Regions from separate parts of the Homo sapiens genome. Here region 1 is linked to region 2. A link is a loop called in an ENCODE intact Hi-C map of the cell type or tissue named here. Cell type or tissue: Calu3. All regions are shown on one strand. Each heading gives the region's core, and the rest is flanking DNA. Links, peaks and the distances in the headings are about the cores only.

Region 1 (6,361 bases), core at 750-5,749, 75 kb before region 2:
AAAGTATTGCAAGCAAAGAGGACAAGAGGTATAAAGCATAGAGACTGTGAAGCCGCATGTTACATTTGGGAAGCTGTAAGTAAATCATTGTAGCTGTAGTGAAGAGGTCATGTAGGGCTTTGTTATTCCAGGTGTGATCTGCAGTAGCTCACCAGTAGCATCAATATCATTTGGGAGCTTACTGAAATGCAGAATTTCGGGTCCCACCCTAGGCTTATGAGCCAGATCCAGGATTTGCATTTTAACAAGATCCTACTCCCCTTCATTCATGTGAAATTTGATGCTTGAGAAGCTTCGCAGTTCCCTAAAATGGAAATGCAATAGTGAACTGGAGCCAGATGCTAGAGTTTGGATTTTACTCTGTAGCTAAGAACAGCTCATTGTATTTCAAGCAAAGCATTAAGATGATCATATTCTGCTTTTAGAAGAGTTGAGTAGCAACAGTGTGAAGAGAACTGCAGAAGGGTAGGCTGTGGGAGTGAGATGATGGAGAAAACTACTGCCATGGCCTAGGCAAGGCAAGAGGAGAGGATGAATTATGGCAGTGATATGGAAAGTGGGAATGCTATTTAGCAAATAGAATTGCAAAACACGCTGGCATGTGGGTGAGGTAGATTGAGGAGACTAGGATGATATGCAAGAATCTTAGTAACTGGGCAGATAACCATGAGAAAGTGCGTATAAGATGAACAGATTTTTGTGGAAGAAGATGAAGACCTTGAGGTGTGTGAGGTACATTTAAGAAGAAATGTTCAGAAGACATTATGTGTATGGGGACAGGGCTCAGAGAAGAGTGTAGGCTGAAGGTTCAAATTCGGGAGTCATCAGCATACAGGTAATAATTAATATCAAGGCAGAGGATGAGGTCACCAGAAAGAAGAGAACAGTAGTTTAGAACAAAGCATCAGACAATACTAAGATTTAGTGGTAAATAAAAAACAAATCTGCCAGAAAGAGTTCAGAAAATTAGGAGGAAAACTAGAAAAGACTGGACACAGGAACTAGGGGAAAGTTTTCAAAGAGGTTTCAATATAATCAAACACTGCAGCAAGGTCAATAAGTAAGAACTACAGGGGTCTTGAAATTGGTTCATGGAGACACTGTAGAGCATCGTTCCAGTGGCGTACTAGCAATGGAAAGTGGTATGTATGGATTAAGAGAAATGAGAAGGCTATGAGAGCCAATATAGATTAACTCGAAAACAGTGGCCTTCAAAATGTGGTTCCTCAATCAGTAGCATCAGCATCCTCATGTTCCAGGAAATGCAAACTGCAGAACGGCAAAGAAAAAACCTTTAGAATTGCAAAATTTTTGTATTTTTAAAAGGAAAGATTTTTATTCACAGAAGCCTGGACTTCTTTTAGCATATAATTTTGTTGAAATATAAATAAAATTATATTTTATTTATATTTTCATATTATATATGAATATATGAATATATAATATGAAAACATACAAATCAAAAGTTTACAGCTGCATGAATTTTCATGAAGAAAGCACACCTCTGTAAGTGCACCAGGATCAAGAAGGAGAATATTATTGGCACCTGCAGAAGCCACCTTCATCTCTCTCATTCTCGAGGATACAGTACAATGACTTCTAATACCATGGATTAGTTTTGCCTGTAGAATAGGCAACATGTAGAACATACTTGTTTGTAACTAGTTCGATATTACATTTGTTAGAGTTATTCTTGTTGTATTTGGTCTTAGTTTGTTCATTTTCTTTGGTGTATAGTATGCCATCTTATGCATATACTATAACATTTGAATGGACATTTGAATGCTGTCCAGTTTGGAGCTATTACAAATATTAGGTTGGTGCAAAATTAATTGTGGTTTTTGCCATTAAAAGTAATTTGCACCAACCTAATAGTGCTGCTAGTAACATTCCTCTGAAGGTCTTTTGCTAAATATATGTCTATATTCTAGAGAGATAAATAGAATTCTGGAATTCTAGGTCGTAGGGTAATGTATATCTGCTCAGCTTAGTAGATACTATCAATTTTCAAAGTGGTTGTATCAATTTACACTACTACCAGCAGAATATAGGACTTCTAGTTTCTGTATATCCTCACAAACACTTAGAACTGTTTATTTTTCTCAAATGGCCCTGCTGGTTAGAATGCAGTGGCATTGGATTTCCCCAATAACTTGTGAAGTTGATCCTGCTTTTCTATTTTAATTGACCATTTTTATAGCTTCTTTGAAGTTTCTGTTTAAAGTGTTTGCCCACTGTTCTATTGGATTGTCTGCCTCTTTTCTTACAGGGCCTGGGTTTTTGAATTTCTAAAATCTTAACTTTCTATACCTTAGAGCATGTACTTTATTGCTAAGCAAAATGTGTCAACAAATAGCACACAAGATAAGCTACCTGACTGAGGTTTAGTCCCCTTAAGCAAAGGCTAACTGATAATCTAAAATACAGCAGCAGCAACAACAGCAATAATGCTAATAAATGGTGGAAGCTACAATTTAATATATTCTTACACTATATGAAACACTGCTATTTTCTGAGAGAAACATCCTAATATGATAAGAAAAAAATGTAGGGGGAACGTTGACGGTTAGAAGAGACAAAAACAACCACATTTATTCCTAGAAAAACTGAAAACCACATATGGACACACACAGAAAGAATATGGGATTATTTAAATCTCAATGTCGATTTTTAAGACGTCATTATTATAGGAAATCAGATAAACAGATTATTTAAGTTTTCAAGTAATGAATGAACCCATGTTGTCCCCAATTTACTAATTATCTTCTTGCATCATAGCTTAATTGTTCCCTAATGAATGCCTTGCCATTTTCAAATATTGATTAATGACGTTTAAAAATTCATAATTTTCTGACTTCTTTGTGTAGATTGGTTTAGATACACAGACTCCAGTTACACATTCTGGGTGGGGCACCCCCAAATCTAATAAGGACATTGTTAATAAAACTATTACACAACCCATGCTAATTCTGGAAAGAGATGCAGGAAAGAATTACAAACTCAGTGAATGAAAAACAGTCTCCTACATTTACATGTTTATCCTTGCATTTTTTATGTTAAAGGCCAACAAAAAAGAGAAAAAAAATCTGGCTTGGTAATTGCTTTCAGCTCCCTTAATACCAATATGTTTAGCTCCTTGCACTGGGGTGTCATCAACTGCTGAAGGGCCATACTATTTTAGATTTGCAGCTCTATTTTCTCCTAGTTGTATAAAGGCATTGTTTTTAATTAAAAAAAAAACATTTCATTTTAGGGACTTAGATTCCTGTCCTTTAATCTGTCTGAGTTGTCTAGGTCTAGTTTGCATGGAACCCACTTACACTTGCTTATTTTTAGGCCATTAGTGGGTACCATTTTCTATATTAGATTACCAGCACTCTGGAGGGTAAAGACCATCCAATCCACATTCTCCATGATTTCGAAATGGGCTGAGCACATCTGCCTCTGTGGGTTAAGCACACATTCTGAACTTGGCCTTGACCTCATTAGCACATAGTCCAAATCACTGAATTCCCATTAATGACTGACCAGTTGATTCACTGATGACTAATTTATCCAGTATTTCCTTCTTTGCTGGCCTCAGGTTGGAATTCATAAGCCCTCTGGAGAGAAAAAACAATTATTGAAACTAGATTCTCTCTTTCTTTCTTTTCAACATCATTATCAATTCTTCCCAGAGAGCACTCCTGAGTACCACTTTTGAGTTCAGCAGACACTGATTTGAATCCTTCCTTTGCCATACACTTAGCAGCAGTGCGACCTGGGATAGGTTAGTCAAAGAAATTGACCCTGAAGAAGGCTCTGCATATGGGGGAAGAGTGTAAATTTGTTAATATGTACAGAACACTTGGTGCAATGTCTTTCATGTGGTAAACACTAAAAAAAGGTGGCTAGCAATGCTGTTATTATGATTATACTCACAATAACCTTGGAATAAAATTACAGCCCTTTAAAAATGGAAGAGAGTAGAAAGATAATGTGAAGAAACAATCTGAGGTCCGGAGACATAAAGTGACTTTTTCAAGGTTACATAGTTTATGAATAGCAGAACTGAGACTGAAACCAAAATTTTCTGATTCCTGGACCAAAGCCCTTCCCATCTCGGCAGATGGCTTTCCTACGTAATACGACTGAGGTCTCCCATAGTTAGAAGCAACACCCAAAGCTTATGCTATTAAATAAAGAAGATATAACAGACAAGTTGAATGCTATGTTAAAATACAGCTTCCTGCAAGGGATCTGAGAGACAAGGCCAGATTAGATGAGAGGTCAAAGAAATGCCTGTTTTGTGGGGCCTCAAGCACAAGAGAGCCTAATAATAGAGACAGGGTGATTTAAAACCCTGCTTATGGAAGTAATTAATTAATTTCAGGAAAATGTCCATATCACTGCCAATGGCCACCATCTGATCACAACTAATTATCTTTCATAAAATATAGATATTCTTTCTGTGGGTTTTTGTTTATTTGTTTTCAAAAATTTTGCTGGAGACATGCCACTGTACTCATTTCTACTTTGGTTTGCTCCCTGGGAGCAACTGAGTTGAATCTCCAATCCCTGGTAAAACAAAATTGACATTTTTCTTCCAGTTTCTAATTTCCCACCACAATAGTAGACGCAAATATATGCATTTAGCCTGGAATTAAACCCTGAGAGACTCTAACTAGCACCCTAACTTGGGAAATTGTCTCATGGATGCTGAATGGCAAAAGGTCAGAGATAGAGTATAAGACTGTGGATGGGTTTATTATGTAATAGCAATGTGATGCACAGTTAATACTTTACTGGTATTTCTTAGATCATCAATATACATATTTTAGATAGTTGATGTTTGTGGAAATGTATACTTGCTGAGTGTACTGAATTATTTTATTGGCACACACATTGTTTAATAGGTGGTTGCATATGAAATTTAAAGTAGTTTTTTCTAATTCTGTGAAGAAAGTCAATGGTAGTTTGATGGGAATAACACTGAATTTGTAAATTACTTTGGGCAGTATGGCCATTTTCACGATTTTGATTATTCCTATCCATGAGGATGGAATGTTTCTCCATTTGTTTGTGTCCTCTCTTATTTCTTTGAGTAGTGGTTTGTAGTTCTCCTTGAAAATGTCCTTCACATCCCTTGTTAGCTGTATTCCTAGGTATTTTATTCTCTTTGTAGCAATTGTGCATGAGAGTTCATTCATGATTTGGCTCTCTGCTTGCCTATTGTTGGTGTAAAAGAATGCTTGTGATTTTTACACATTGATTTTGTATCCTGAGACTTTGCTGAAGTTGCTTATCAGTTCAAGAAGTTTTCTGGCTGAGAAGATGGGGTTTTCTAAGTATAAAATCATGTCATCTGCAAACAGAGACAACTTGACTTCCTCTCTTCTTATTTGAATACCATTTATTTCTTTCTCTTGCCTGATTGCCCTGACCAGAACTTCTAATACCATGTTCAATATGAGTGGTGAGAGAGGGCATCCTTGTCTTGTAACAGTTTTCAAAGGGAATGCTTCCAGCTCTTGCCCATTCAATATGATATTGGCTGTGGGTTTGTCATAAATAGCTCTTATTATTTTGAGATATGTTTCATCAACCTATTTTACTGAGAGTTTTTAACATAAAGGGATGTTAAATTTTTTCTGCATCTATTGAAATAATGATGTGGTTTTTGTCTTTGGTTCTGTTCATGTGATGGATTACATTTATTGATCTGTGTATGTTGAACCAGCCTTGTATCCCAGGGATGAAGTCAACTTGATCATGGTGGATAGGTTTTTTGATGTGCTGCTGGATTAAGTTTGCCAGTATTTTATTGAGGATTTTTGCATCGATGTTCATCAGGGATATTGACCTGAAGTCTTCCTTTTTTTGTTGTGTCTCTTCCTGGTTTTGGTACCAGGATGATGCTGGCTTCATAAAATTAGTTAGGGAGGAGTCCCTACTTTTCAATTGTTTGGAATAGTTTCAGAAGGAATGGTACCAGCTTCTTTTTGTATTTCTGGTAGAATTCATCTGTGAATCCATCTGGTCCTGGGCTTTTTTTGGTTGGTAGGCTATTAATTACTGCCTTAATTTTAGAGTTTGTTATTGATCTATTCAAGGATTCAACTTCCTCCCAGTTTAGTCTCGGTAGGCTGTATATGTCCAGAAATTTATTCGTTTCTTCTAGATTTTCTAGTTTATCTGTGTAGAGGTGTTTATAGTATTCTCTGATGGTAGTTTGTATTTCCATGGGGTCTGTGGTGCTATCCCCTTTATCATTTTGTATTGTGTCTATTTGATTCTTCTCTCTCTTCTTCTTTAATTTGTCTAGCTAGTGGTCTATTTTGTTATTTTTTTCAAAAAAAACAGCTCCTGGATTCATTGATTT
Region 2 (6,361 bases), core at 445-5,444:
TTTAAAGATGTAGGATATTGACAAACACAGCTAAGCCATCATAATAATTATCAGTAAACCTAAAATAATACCAAAATGTGTTGTGTGGCTGTGAGGGTGTAGTAAAGGATATAAGATTCAGCCTTAGAGGGTTATGCTTAGTGTAGATGTGCTTTCTGCATTTGCTTCCTATGTTAAACATGCCCTATTCATGGGCACCCAAGGGCTGATATCACTGTGCTACTTCTCATAACACAATTTGCTTTTATCTTGTAGATACTATGTATCATACCACTGATTGTATTTCTTTTTTTGCATGGTTCGTGGAATGTTCAGAGCCAAATTTATCACTGACTTCTAGAAAAGTATACCAGATCTCCTGTCACAGATACTGGATTCTAATTTTGTTTTAGCGTTGTCTTTTAACTCCTTGTTTTTCCTTCCCCTTTCTCCTGACTTATGTTTTTTTCTTATGCTGTTTTGCTTTATGTATCTTTGTAAACTACCTCAAAGTTTTTTGGACAAAGGTAATGTATAAATGACAGAAGTCCCAAAGTATGTGCTTTTGGAGATAAGAGAGTAATCACCTCTGTTATTCTTATTGTTGTTATTTACAAAGAAATGGTACATGCAGCTGGTGGAATATTACTTCTATAGCCAGACTCTTAACAAGGAACTGAAAAATGTGAGCTTTTCTATATTTTGCTATCCAGTAAGCTTTACTCAATTTTCCCTACACAATTTTTCAAAGAAAAAAATTATTTTTAATTAGAGAACTTTCTTTTAGGGGTCCGGGATGGTCCCTATTGCCACTTCTCGTATTTTTCTGGCTTTTTGCTTTACAAGACAAATTAGGATGTAATTCCTGGCCTCTTTTTGGTGGTGTGGGGCCATCTGTTTAGCTCCAGCCAATGAGATGTGACCGAAAGTGACTTGAGCATGTCACTTCTGGGCCAGAGCATTGAATTGCCCTTGTGAAACCCTGCAGCAATCTCCTTTTCTTCCGTGTGTCAACTGGCAACATCTGAAATGGTGGCTGCTCTATCTGCCAGAATCCCTGAGTGTCGACCACTGTTAACTTGTATTAGGGAGCAGAGAGTTTGGAGTACTTTGCTACCAAAACACAGTTGTGGCTATCTTAAGCAGTTCAAAGACAATTCATAACAAATCAAAGATTAGGGACATGGATTGCTCATCAATTGTGCTTACTTCTTGCTACGTAATTAAGATACAGGTGAGGATCCAAAAATAAGTCAAGTCGAAACAGATTTCAGAATTTGCCTTGGAATTTAAAAGAAAAAGAAGAAAATCATTCAGAATGAGAAATATTATCTTTCAGAAAGAAAAATCTCTTCTAAAACCTGAACACTCCCACTGCTCAGCTTTGCTTACATTAAAATCAAGAACAACAACAAAAAATGCTCCCTGTGACAGCCTGAGAATCTGGATAATATGTTTATACACTTTTCATCAATTCTGTATTGGTGATGCTTCCTACAGCTAGAGGTGAATGAGAATCTAGAGGGAAATTATGACTCAATTTAGCCTTCATTTGCCTCAACTAGACAGGCAATTTTTACATTTTCAGAGACTCAGGGGTGTTATTTGGAGGAGTTACTCAGGAATAAAGATATCTCGCCAGGCAAGAGAGGATTTAATGTTTTTGAGACACTTCTTTCTTCAATTCCAGTTTGCAGGTGGGACGGGGGGAAGGAAGGGGCATTAGAAATATCTAGATAATATCTGTGACTAAGAACAGGAAGCACCCCTCCAAGCTCAGCGAGTGGACTCTCAAAGGAGACAGATTGGCCACATGTCTTTTTGTGGTGGTTGTTTTTGAAGTATTTTGGAAAAAAGCATAAAGAAGGAGGAGCATCCTCCTCTGAATGGAATGGCTTTCATCAGATACTCCTGTATTTCCTGGGGTGCAGGCCTGGATGCTGGTTTCAAAAATCTGGTCTTAGAAAAATGATTCTCTTTTGCTCTTGATTTTAGGAAAAGGTGCTAGCCTATACTATAAATGGTGGTATGACTCAGGCAAACTGAGATTAGAGAGAGATAAAGACAGATATGTGGATGGAGACACAAGCAAGCCAGGTTTCCAGAAGCAAAAGATGATTATCCTTCATTAGGGATGTTTAAAACTCTTGACACTGTTTTTTGTTTTTTTCTTTTTTTTCTTTTGAGACAGTATCTCTTTCTGCCAGAATGTAGTGGCACAGTCATAGCTCACTGTAACCTTGAACTCCTGGGTTCAAGTGAAGCAGATCTCCCACCTCACCTTCCCAAGTAGTTGGGACTACAAATGTGTAATACCATATACCTGGCTAATTTGAAAAAAATTATTTTGTACAGACAGAGTCTCACTATGTTGCCCAGGCTGGTCTCGAACTCCTGGCCTCCAGTGATCTTCCTGCCTTGGCCTCCCAAAGCACTGGGATTACAGGCATGAGATTCTCTTGACATTCTTGAGAGGGCTTCTAGGGTGGGTGAAAAGGGAAGGAAGTTAGAAATTCTAATGTAATAATTTTTTTTTCTTATTTTGTAGTGGCCATATCCTCCATTGAACTGAGAAATTTTCACACCTAATTGATTCCTAATAGAAAATGAAATATGTATTCCCACAAGCAGCTTTAAAACATCTAAGATCGCAAGCAAAATTTTTCATTATAGTTTGCAAAGAAAACACTACATTATTTCTCACTTCTTAGTTACAAGTGATACATTAATTTCATCCTGTCTATATACATTAAGCACACATGTTGTATAGTATTTCTTATGAATTATGAATTTTGCTAAGTGATTACACAAAGACATATAAGAGTGTTAATTGTAATGCTCTTTATTGTAGCAAAATATTAGAAACCATCTACATATATTAAACTAAGAACAGGGTTAATAATTTACAGTATAGATATATTAAGCGATATTATATGCTCAGTAAAGTTACATATCACAGAAGGAATCTATATTTACCTGAAGAAACTGTGCTCAAAATGTTAAAAATCAGATTAAAAATAATATAATTCTTTTTTTTTTGTAAATAATAATTGTGTGTACACATGTAGAGAAAGAACTCTATGGTCGTTTTTAATGCTTTTTTCCCCAATGGTCATGCATTAACATTTTATTTAAAGTGAAAGATAAAATTAAAAAAATATATTTGGATTTTTAGCCCAGACCTCCCCTTTGAGCCACAGATTATGTTTGTGATATTTTCCCTCGTATGTTTTACAGGCATTTCCAAGTTAATGTGGCCGATGTTGCACACGATAAGTCTGTGCCAATCCAGTGCTTCCATGTCAGTAAACCACAACTCTGCTATTTCCAAATGAGTCAACTGAGGGTCAGTTTTGCACCGGTCACACCCACAGCCCAACCCTATTCTCCATCTAATTTATAACCAAGCTCTGTTTCCAACACAGATCCCCACACAGACTGTGAACACCTCTGTGTCTCTTCATCTTAAATGCATTACCTCATTCCACGTCCCATACCTCTTGTGTGACTTCTGGCAACACTTCTGTGCTCTCACCATCTTTTCATCCTTATTATTAGCCAGGGAAAGCTTTTGACACACCAGTGACCTTCCATTGCTCCTAGGGTATGTTAAATATTCTGTTATGATTTAGAGAGAACTGACTAATCTGGTATGCTGGTCCCTGGTCCCTGCCTTTACCATAGCCTCATATTGTATCTTGTTTTCTCTCTCTCTCTCTTTTTTTTTTTTTTTTTTGAGGTGGAGTCTCACTCTTGTCACCCAGGCTGGAGTGCAATGGTGCAATCTTGGCTCACTGCAACCTCCGCCTCCTGATTCAAGCGATTCTCCTGTCTCATGTTCCCGAGTAGCTGGGATCACAGGTGCCCACCACCACACCTGGCTAATTTTTTATATTTTTAATAGAGATGGGATTTTGCCATGTTGGCCAGGCTGGTCTTGAACTCCTGACCTCAGGTGATCCGTCCGCCTTGGCCTCCCAGAGTGCTGGGATTACAGTGTAGCTTGTTCTCTTTTGCTCACAAATCCCTGGACACTCTAACTTCCTCTCTCTTCTTGAAGTACTTCTTATCAGCAACTTCTTACCTTAGGGTCTTTGTACAGTCTTTATTCTTGAAATGTTCCTCTCCACTTTTCATATTTAATTCTGATGTCTTTTTTAGATGTTAAACTCTTCTTTTTCTTATCACATTTTATCACTATTTGAACTGTTTATAGTCTATCACTCCCACTAAAATGAACGCTTCCTGAGAACAGGAACTTAATTGTCTAGCTCATTATTGTATCCTCAGTGCCTAGCACAATTATTGGCACACAGTAGAAGTGCAATACTAAGTATCTGTTGGACAAATGACTACATGAATGTGTATTTGTGTCATTCAAATATTAAAATGTGTTTATACATTGGCCATTCTTAGGCTATGATATAGTTGACTTTTTCTTTTTCTACATTTCTTTTTCCATTTTTTTGGCTAGATAAGTAGTTGGTAATAAAGTAATTTTTCTATATTTTTTATTCTATAGAAAATGATAAAGTAAATTTATATTCAGATTGACAGCAAAAAAATTAATAGAAATTTTAATAAAAGTACAATGTTAACAGCCCTCAACCTTTGAAATATGAAGCATGCTGGGAAATGTTCTTTCATTTTGATCTATAGGAATTTAAAGGTATTAAACTTGCTGCAGGCATATTCCTTATTATTCTCTGAATGTAATAGAAACATATTGATAATTACAAGTTAAAATTGAATGTAAGTGCTATAGCACTCAGACAAAATCTATTCTCCAGTTCAGGAAAATTCAAATTAAATTTTGATCATGATATGTACATCAGATGTGAGCAAAATAATATTTTTTGAAATCAATGGGGATATTATGTGTAACAGAATAAATAACATTTAAATTATATAAACGAACCTTGACGTTATGATGATCCATTTGACAGCCATAGAGAATACTAGCAACTTTACATAGAAATTCAACTGCCAAAGAATTTAAAGCTCTTTCTTTTAAATTTGCAAGTTTTATTGACATAGAATTTACATCTTTATTTCACTGGATATCACACCATCCAGTTTTAACATTCCCTATATTTCTATTAATAGACTTTAGAATATGTGTGAATACATGTTATAGTTAAGGGTTATATCTAGATAACGTCTATCAATGTTAAGCTAATTATTGCATAAGACAACATCTTTCTTTAATTTATCCTTGTTGAGAAGATATTTGCATATTAAAGCATCATGGTATTTGGATTTTAAAAAGTTTAGTAACAATTGTTTATATTATAAAAACATAAGCATTTTATGCTTTTTATTTATGTTTATTTTAAATTAACTATGAAAAAAATTCTCATAGCTAATAAGTATAATTAGTAAGGTAATAAATGACAGCATAAATGAGTGGTATATTAACTAAATGTAAATATATTAATTCAAACTATGTATGTGTACATATATGTGATATTCTTTTTTCATTGAATGATTTTGAATAGGATGGTATATATATATATATATATGTATTCTTTTAAAACAATTAGAATTTTGCTATATACACAATTTCAGATCCTGCCATTTTCTCTGTCTTTTTTTTTTTTTTTAGTAACCCCTTTTAGAAGAAGATCCTGCCATTATTCTTATAGCATAATATCTAAGCCATTTTCCCATGTAATTACAATTTTCATCCTACATTCTTTTTTCCCTATGATTCCCTATGAAACAATAAATATTGTTTCATTATTTATATCAACATTTCCCTTTGTAGGATATTGAAGGTGAGTCTCACCTTTGTTAATATAAATGATTCTGAAGTGAATATCCTTGAGTCTTTCTGATTATCTATCTAGAGCAGTTGTTTTTCAGACATTTGTGTGCATTAGAATCATTTGCCGGGCTTGGCAAAACAGACTGCTTATTTCCTTCCCCAAAGTTTCTGCTTGAGTAAGTTTAAGGTGGGGCCTTGAGAATTTGCTTATGTTTATGCTGCTCATCTGGGGGCCTTGATTACAGAACCACTCACATACATGCAGTACATTTTTCGAAGTAAGGTTACTGGATTAATGAATATACATTTTTTAAGGTTCTTGGTACATATTGCCAAATTGTTTTTCAGAAATACTGTATCAAATTGCATGCCTACCGGTAAGTCTCATAGCATGGAGTATTTTAATTTTAAATCTCTTGTCATTTTGAGACAAGAAAAATGTTATCGCCATTGAAGCATTTTGTATAATAATGAAACATTGGAAACATTTCCATCAAAAGGAAAATGGATAAGTAAACATGGGTATAGCCATACAAGGAAACTCGATTTAGCAGTTTAAATGAATGGGACTAGGTCTAGTCTATTTGTATCCAACCCCGGAAAAATCACAAACTG

What was found. A loop is a pair of places that touch in the nucleus more often than their neighbours do. Peaks named below come from ENCODE experiments on the same cell type or tissue, not always from the same donor. Only the 100,000 strongest peaks of a DNase experiment are listed, where the experiment ranks them.
Region 1: it touches region 2 in a loop (1.9-fold over the local background); 1 of 110 quality-filtered maps calls a loop at or near these places.

Annotation. Positions count from the first base shown.
Region 1 is chr2:199,157,999-199,164,359 of GRCh38, reverse strand. No RefSeq gene overlaps it. Among named protein-coding and RNA genes, the nearest start is that of SATB2, 300 kb to the left of the region's middle. In Calu3, for the core only: no CTCF peak of the experiment used is centred there; a DNase peak (open chromatin) is centred at 3,439.
Region 2 is chr2:199,082,502-199,088,862 of GRCh38, reverse strand. No RefSeq gene overlaps it. Among named protein-coding and RNA genes, the nearest start is that of SATB2, 370 kb to the left of the region's middle. In Calu3, for the core only: no CTCF peak of the experiment used is centred there; a DNase peak (open chromatin) is centred at 3,382.